2 separate regions of the Homo sapiens genome follow, and region 1 is linked to region 2. Evidence: chromatin contacts called from ENCODE Hi-C or POLR2A ChIA-PET data. All regions are on one chromosome and are shown on one strand. Each heading gives the region's core, a stretch centred on a gene start or an enhancer-like site at or near the end of the contact. The rest is flanking DNA. Distances are from core to core; before and after follow the strand shown. Region 1 overlaps LOC102723568 (a long non-coding RNA gene). Region 2 has its middle 64 kb from the start of EHF.

Evidence for each region. Hi-C counts contacts between places; a loop is a spot of excess contacts on that map. ChIA-PET counts read pairs that join two places held with the same protein, here RNA polymerase II (POLR2A).
Region 1: a map of MCF 10A shows a loop between it and region 2 (2.3-fold over the local background). The contact joins two enhancer-like sites. A Hi-C loop is called at or near these places in 2 of 168 maps with a recorded cell type or tissue (MCF 10A and PC-3). POLR2A ChIA-PET finds 5 or more read pairs at or near these places in 2 of 52 experiments (MCF 10A and PC-9).

The regions. Positions count from the first base shown.
Region 1 is chr11:34,748,210-34,752,690 of GRCh38, reverse strand. The region is part of intron 5 of LOC102723568 (a long non-coding RNA gene); the gene reads right to left. Among named protein-coding and RNA genes, the nearest start is that of EHF, 130 kb to the right of the region's middle. Within about 2 kb of position 2,575, at least 13 of the 41 ENCODE cell types and tissues checked have a DNase peak (open chromatin) inside an H3K27ac peak, as active enhancers do; they include PC-3 and PC-9, where a contact is called at or near this core.
Region 2 is chr11:34,683,354-34,687,621 of GRCh38, reverse strand. It overlaps the pseudogene NDUFB8P3. Among named protein-coding and RNA genes, the nearest start is that of EHF, 64 kb to the right of the region's middle. RefSeq lists enhancers at 2,063-2,232, 1,703-2,902. Within about 2 kb of position 2,226, at least 8 of the 41 ENCODE cell types and tissues checked have a DNase peak (open chromatin) inside an H3K27ac peak, as active enhancers do; they include PC-3 and PC-9, where a contact is called at or near this core.

The DNA of each region.
Region 1 (4,481 bases), core at 1,326-3,825, 65 kb before region 2:
TATAATGGACTCCCACATAATTTTAAAAATTTATATTTTTGTTCCATTTATCGAAAAAGCACATCTGGTCTTGAACTTGCATATTCATAGTGTCATATGCCAAGTACTATTGCTAGGTGAAAATGCTGGTTATTCATTAACAGAGAGTTTAAATACGTTTTTAACTATGACAAAGGTAAAATAGCTCAGAATGCTAAAACTGACCTCTTGCTCTTTTAGATACTTAAGTTGATTATCTAAAAGTTTCTTTACCCCTGTTTTTCACTTCATTCATTCATTTGTACATTCAACAAGCAATTTTTGAGCCCCTCTATATGCCTGACACAACACTAGGGACCAGGGATACATAAATGAATCAGACATTGGCCAGGCGTGGTGGTTTATGCCTGTAATCTCAGCACTTTGGGAGGCCAAGGTGGGTGGATCACCTGAGGTCAGGAGTTCAAGACCAGCCTGGCCAACATGGTGAAACCCCGACTCTACCAATAAAACAAAAAGGGCTTGGTGGCACGTGCCTATAATCCCAGCTACTTGTGAGGCTGAGGCAGAAGAATCGCTGGAACCTGGGAGGTGGAGGTTGCAGTGAGCCAAGATTGCACCACTGCGCTCCAACCCCAGCAGAGCAAGACTCCATCTCAAAAATAAAATAAAATTAAATAAAATAATCAGGCATTGTCCTTAAGTTCCAAAAATTGCCAGGTGAATGGAAGGAGGCACAGGGGATATGATAGAAGTCTGTTGAGGATACATTAGGGGCCAAAGAAGGGCATAGTGGGTTCTTCCAGAGAGCAGTCAGGAAAGCCTACACGGAAGAGCTGAGGCTACACTCAGGTCATGGCAGATGAGTAGATGTTCATCAAATCAAGGTGCTGAAGAAGGAAACAGCATGCAGAGACAGCAGGATGCACAAAGGCCTGAGTGTGTGCAATAGCCTTGTATAATCTGGCAAGTGCACTTTGGTTGGGGTGGTGGGAATGTAGGGTACAGAGTGGTGAACTCCATGAGAGAAGAAGCTGGGAGTCCTAGAACAGTTCTCTTTGAGCAAATGCTGACCTGCTCAGGACAAAAGGACATCAGATGCTGCACAATTGTTGGTGGCAACAGAAGAACAACTCACCAAGTCCTAACTCCATTGCCCACTATTCACACCGGCCGGCCACAGCTCTGTTGCCTGCGATGGGTCTGGAAACACTTCTCTAGGGTTTTCCTGGGACTCTACAACACTTGGATTGATTTCTTTCTGTATCAGGTCATACTCCTTAGAGGCAGCACTAAATGGAAGGCATTTGTTTAAATTCTGATACCTTGATTGAATTTTTCTTCATAACAGGACCAGATTTTTCACTGTCTGCACATTCATTGCTCAGGCACAAGATTAAGAAATAAATTTGTTGTTTATAAGATGAGGACCCACAATATTCAGTAAGGAGAGATGAGTTGTCAACAAGGGAATCAAGAGTTATCAAATGTCTAAAATGTGCCAGATGCTTTTTAACTTTTTCACAACCCAGTGTGGAATTTAGATATTTACCCCTCTGATTACAAATTCATACTCCTTCCACTTATACCACCTTGCCTCCAAGGTCTCTTCTCAAAGAGCCTTTGCTTCCAAGGAGCCAAAAAGAAAGGAAAGTGAGGAGAAGAAAGTGGTCTTCCCTTCTCCTAATGTCTTATGGAGGCTGCTGATAAACAAAGACCCAGAGTTCCAGTTTAGATTTATGTGAGGGAAAAGTCTAAGGCTTGGAGCTAATACAAGAGCATAGCTAGACTATCTTGGCTACCTACAAAGTTGGGAAAAGCACCACAGACACTTTGGCTCCTAGTATTAAGTGGAAACATGAAGAGAAAAGAGTTCGCTTACAGATATAGTGAAGTTTTGGAACAAAGATAGATAGAAAAGAATGTAGCAAAAGAAACAAAAAAAATTTCTTCTCTTTCAGAACCTATTCCTTTTGCCTATTTTGCAAAGAGAATTTTCCCCCATTAAATGGTATCATTCTCCTTATTTTGTCTACCTTTTTCATTCTTTCCTAGATTCCTTTCTTCTATATTTCTTTATTCCTTCTTTGCATTCTCCCTTTTCTCCTCTCTCTTTTTTTCTTTCTTGGTCCTTCAAGCTCTTTCTTAAAGTTCAAATTGAAATACCAGCCTTAATCCCTGGGAAGCAGCTCTGTTTTCCCTGCCATGGCATTGCACAACTTGTGGTGTGGCTCGCTGCCACCATTAGCTGTGCAGTGAGGTTTTATGTAGCCAGGGAACATCTTGTACAATGCAATTTTTTATCAAAACCAAATAGCATAACAATGCATACAGGGCTTCGTTCACCTCAACTTCATAAAGATTTCACTATGATAAAAACAATGAAGTTGACATCTAAAATCCATCTCTCTTTGAAAATAAATGGCCCCAGTGCCTCTCCCTTCCCTCTCCACCCTTCCCAGGTCCCCTTCCAAAGCCCCCACTTGCTCACCGACCCCCCCTTCTTATCATCAAGTGCTTCCTTTGGCTTCCAACTGTTCAGGTTTCACCAGTCTGGTGACCCATTAGGACAGGGTTGCACCACAATGGGGTGAGGCTAGACGAGAGGGGAGGAAAAGTCCTGCGTGGAAAGTCCCAGTGAAGCTGGGTTTGACTCCCCTACAATCATAGCCTCCATAATCCTGGCAAAGTAGGAACGACTTAGAGATAAGTACAGTCAAGTGTCACTTAATAACGAGGATTTGTTTTAAGAAATGTGTAGTTATGTGATTTTGTCATTTACACACATCATAAAGTGTACTTACACAAACCTAGATGGTATAACCTACTACACACCTAAGTTATATGGTATAGCCCATTGCTGCTAGGCTACAAACCTGGACAGCATGTTGCTTTATGGGATACTGTAGGCAATTGTAACACAATGGTAAGTATTTGTGTATCTAAGTATATCTAAACATAGAAGCAGTACAATAAAAATGCAGTATTATAATCTTATGAGACCACCATCATATACACAGTCCCTCATTGACTGAAACGTCATGACTGTATTCTTATTGCAGGGATCAGGACAAGAGTCACAGGCAGGAGCATCTACAGAGCTGAGCAAGTTTCAGCCCCTGGTTCAAGACGGGCCTGGCCCTGCCCATCAACATAGAGGTATCCTTAGCCAGGAAACTCCAAAGAGAGGAACAGGATGCACTTAGTCAAGATCAGGATGCAGTGAGTTGAGAATGCACTAATTTGAGAGCCCAGGATTCATGGCTCAGGCCAGGTTGTCATGGTATTAGACCCCCAGAAGGCAACGATAAAGGACAGGCTTTTCTCCCCACCAATTCCTTCCAAGTGATCCCCAACAATAGGGCTAAATGGGACTCAGAGCTTTCTCTACCTTGAGAGAATCCTTGCCTTAAACTCCCAGAAAAGCCACAGAGCTCCCAACAGGAAGGTTTCACACTGTGTCCTTGAGCATGGAAACAAGTTCTTCAATGCCAGATAGGTAGGAGGGAGGGCTGGAAAAGGAGATGGCTTGCTAAAGGCCAAGAAGAATAATTCCCCAGAGAGAAAGTCCTTGTTCTCTTTCCTACAACACAGGCTAAAAATTGAACCCCCTACCTGCCTAATTCGTGGATACCATCCAACCATTCATTCACTTATTCATTTGTTCAAGAAATAGTCAATGGGGTTCAACCACACATTAACATGATTTCATTACTCTGGGAGGAATGAAATTTATGCCAAAAAAAAGTGCCTGCTTTCATCGAGAGGAATAAATATTTAAAATAAATAAATACATAAAATCCACTAATGATAAGCCTGATGATGGGTTTTGCAGGTTTTTTGGTTTAAGAAAAACAGGGTATGAAAAAGAAATGAGCATGGGGAGTATGTGGCTACTTTAAATTACGGTGATCAGGATGGCTTCTTTGAAGAGGTAGCATCCAGGTGAGACCCACATGAGTAGGAGGCAGGGAAGGGCATTCCAGACAGAGGGAAAGGCAAGAGCAAAGCCTCGGAGACAGGAGCAAGCCTTGCATGTTGGAAAAATGCAAAGAAGTTTTGTTGAGGCTGGAGTGGGGTATCAGAGGAGTGGAGGGTGTGCAAGGAGGTTGTGGAGGCAGGGACCACCTCCAGCCTTCCTCCTGCCCTCCAGGCCACTAGGCCCATCCACAGTTCCCTGTGCCTTTACCCAGTGGCTGGGTTGATCCTGTTAAAGTTCTATCTGGGGCTGGTTTGGAGGGCCTCTGGCTTCTACTCTGTGGAGAGGCCTCTTGGTTCTATGCACCCTCCCAGGAAAGCCCCAGCCCCTTACCTCCCTGCCCAAGCATCAGACACAGAGATTAGTGAGTGATTTCTCTGGGTGTCAGCCCTTGGGTGTGAGATTTAAACCCTTAATTCCAAACCATTACAACATGGGTATCCAATTGCCTCTGATGACTTCAAATCATGATTTGCTTGTGTGTGCCAGACATTTTGTCAACGAAGGATTTCTCTGCCGGCTT
Region 2 (4,268 bases), core at 977-3,476:
GGAGAGGATGTGGAGAAATAGGAACACTTTTACACTGTTGGTGGGACTGTAAACTAGTTCAACCATTGTGGAAGTCAGTGTGGCGATTCCTCAGGGATCTAGAACTAGAAATACCATTTGACCCAGCCATCCCATTACTGGGTATATACCCAAAGGACTATAAATCATGCTGCTGTAAAGACACATGGACACATATGTTTATTGTGGCATTATTCACAATAGCAAAGACTTGGAACCAACCCAAATGTCCAACAATGATAGACTGGATTAAGAAAATGTGGCACATATACACCATGGAATACTATGCAGCCATAAAAAATGATGAGTTCATGTCCTTTGTAGGGACATGGATGAAATTGGAAAACATCATTCTCAGTAAACTATCGCCAAGAACAAAAAATCAAACACCGCATATTCTCACTCATAGGTGGGAATTGAACAATGAGATCACATGGACACAGGAAGGGGAATATCACACTCTGGGGACTGTTGTGGGGTGGGGGGAGGGGGGAGGGATAGCATTGGGAGATATACCTAATGCTAGATGACGAGTTAGTGGGTGCAGTGCACCAGCATGGCACATGTATACATATGTAACTAACCTGCACAATGTGCACATGTACCCTAAAACTTAAAGTATAATTAAAAAAAAAAAAAGACTACAGATTGGGGCAGTGTACACCGCTCGGATGATGGGCGCATCAAAATCTCACAAATCACCACTAAAGAGCTTACTCATGTAACTAAACACCACCTGTTCACCAATAACCTATGGAAATAAAAAATTTAAATAAATACATTAAACTTCCAAACACCCCATCTCCAAATACGATCACATTAAGGGTTAAAGCTTCAACATACGAAACTGGGTAGGGAACTGGGTAGGGAGTGGGGCACAGAATTCAGTTTATAGCATCCCCCAGGTCAGAAATAAATAAATAAATATAAACAGGCAATTCACAGGAAAGAAAACCTGAGAAGACAATAAATATATGAAAATGTGCTCAAACTCATTAATATCTGCAGAATGCAAATTATAACACTAATGAGAAAACATTTCACATCCATCAAATTTATGAAAATTCAAAAGTTTGGCAATGCCAAGTGTTGGTAAGGATATGCTGGTAGGAGGGTAAATTAATACTATTACTTTGAAAAACAATTTGGCATTATCTAGGAACTCTGAAGATGCTCATACTCTCTCCAAAATAGTGTTTTAGAGAAACTCTAACTCTTGTGCATGAGGAAACATGTGTAATAATGTCCATTGCAGCTGTTTTCCTGGGAGCAAACATTTGGAAATGATTTAAATATCTATCAATAGAAATGAATAAATTTCAATATATTTTCTGGAATGGAATATGTTTAATGGAACACTTAAAATAAATGTGGAAAACTTCAAATTGAGAGAACAACAAATACTAATATTGATAAAACACACACTGCAGAATGATACAGACATAGGACCATTCAGATAAAATCTTAAAATGTGCAAAATTTTGCTATTTACAGTTTAGGGATGCATACATAGATAGTAAAAGTATAAAATAAGCATGAGTACTCAGAAGAGAAGCAGAAGAATAGGACCGGCGCAATGGTACCCTGTGGTCTCCAATTGTATCTTTCATTGTAACTCTGTTTCCCAAAAAGAAAGAAAAACTCTATATATTTTCTATGTTTGAAATATTTCACAATTATTTTAAAATCTAAAAGGAAAACTAAAATTAAAGTTTTAACAGATTTCTTTTCCTTTTTCATCGTTGTGGTTGTTCAGAAAGGCCAATTCATTTTTTTCTGAATATAAAATAATTAGGCTTTCTTTTTATCTGAATATTGTGTGACTGTGTGTGTGTGTGTGTGTGTGTGTGTGTGTGTGGTGTAGCACTTAATTCTTTAGTAATAACAATGAAAGTTAGCGTAATTGGAAAATTTGTTTCTCCATCAATCATTTAGAATGTTTGGTGGAAAAGTGATTTTTCTGGACTATGCAGATAACTATCTCATCAAGGCCTTGACATGTGTGGACATGACCTCACCCATGGTGGTTTCCAGGATTTGGATGGGAACCAGTTTCCGCCTATTTCACCACCTCAGGAGAAATGCGAGGTATTCTTCCCGGGGGCACCCAGTCAGCGCTGCATCTACCCGAGAGTCCCTGCCCAGCCATGCAATCATTTCTGAAACTAATGAGATCAGCAGCTTTTCACGAAACCATGAGTCATACCTATTGGTGAGGCTTTCCAGGCTTGAGGAGTGCCTTGAAGTGCCGGCTTCACCAGATGTTCTGGCATCACCAATCCTTCCCCTAATTCTGAGTGCCACATCTGACCCACTGCCAACGGTCACAAGGTCGCCAGCGGCCAAAAATCACCTTGGGCTTCAGGTAAGGACCTGTAAAATCAAGGCAATACCAACTAAAATTCCAGCTGGATTGTTTTCAAGGAACTTGATCATCTAAAATTTATATTGGTTCACAAATTACCAAGACAACATTAACTTTAAGACATATTAGAGACTGATAATGAAAACAGTGTGGTAATGTTTCAAAAACAAATTAGCCAACAGAAGAGAAAAAATTAGTGTCGGACAAATAGATAATAGATTACGCATTCATTGAGAGACACTTTGTTTAATAAATATTGAGAAACTAGAAAACTGAAATTAATGAAATCCTCATTGAACTCCTTAAACAAGGATAGATTCTAGATTAATTAAAGGCCTAAATGTGAGCTATAAAACTAAAATAATTAGAAGAAAATGTAGAATATTTTTGTGACCTAGGGGCTTGTGGCAGGGAAAGAGAGAGCATCAATAAAACTTCCAGAGCACAAACCCAATGGCAATGAAAAAAAACCCTTGAAAGATTTGACTATAACAAAACTGTGGATTTTTGTTCATTGAAGGACATCATGAAAAAAAAATAGGGGAATGACAGTATTTAAAAGGAAAGTGAGAGAGCACCTCAGAAGATATTTGTAATCTCTAAAACCAATATCTAAAATATTCAAACAAATTCAATAAATTTCCCCAAATACAATAGCCCCAATAAGAAAATAGAGGGTATGAAAAGACAATTTGAAGAAGAGGAAACACAGAAGATTACTTAGTATATTAAAGTCATTCAAAATTACTAGTAGTCAGAGGAAAGCTGTTTTTAAATGTAATGTTTTCAATTGATAAATAAAAAGTATATATATGTATGGTGTACAAAATGATGTTTTGAAATATGTATAGATTTGTGGAATGGCTAAACTCAGCTAGTTACCATATATTAGCTCCACATACCATTTTTTGTGGTAAGAACACTTAAAATCCACTCTCTTAGCAATTTTCAAGTACACAATACATTGTTATTAACTATAGTCACCGTGTTTAGAGAAAAGTAATTTAAAACAAGGAGATATCACTTTCTACCTTCTGAACCAACAACAATCCCAAGCTGGACAGTGGAAGTGTTGATGAGGATGAGATGCCACAAGAAAGTTCATTACTGTGGGTGGGAGTTAGGACCCAAAGATTCCAGGTGTACATCCCAACGAATTCTTTACCCAACCCCACAGGAGACCATGTACAACAAACACATTAAACAGAATGGTCACCCATGGTAAGAGGCATGGAAACTGGAGTGAGTAGGAAAATAAAAGACAGTACATAAACATGTAAAATTTAAAAAGAAATGCTTCAGGGCCTAATAATAATTATGTTTCATAAATTGTGGAGTGTGATCACCTCTGCAGCTGAGAATATTCTTGCCCTGTAAGTGCTCATTATCTCATGGAGAAAAATATACTACACATGTCAAATAAATTTTATATATATATATTATATATATATATATATCTCATATATATAAGGAATTATGGTGTCTGGTAAAGAGATGTCCAATATACAGATGTTTGTAGTAAGCCAGGCAAACTGTGATAAAAAAGCCATAACACAGAGTGTATTACAACATAATGTAGAGTGACCAACATCTACTTTTGCAAAGACTGAACTCATTATAATTCTTCCTCTGGGGGTATGTTAATGGCACAGTTTACACAATGGAAAAATCTAGGCATAAATTGTCTGAGACAATGCATCCTAGATGCATCTGTACAGATTTATGGAAATGCATTAAGAGTACCTAGTTTTTTGCAATTTTCATCAGCAAATTGAACCACACATTGATAATGAGAGATAGCACTTTGAACACATCGCCTATTGTCTGTAATATCAATAAAACATTTGTTATATATATTTTTCTATGTTTCTAGCCTTTATGAACA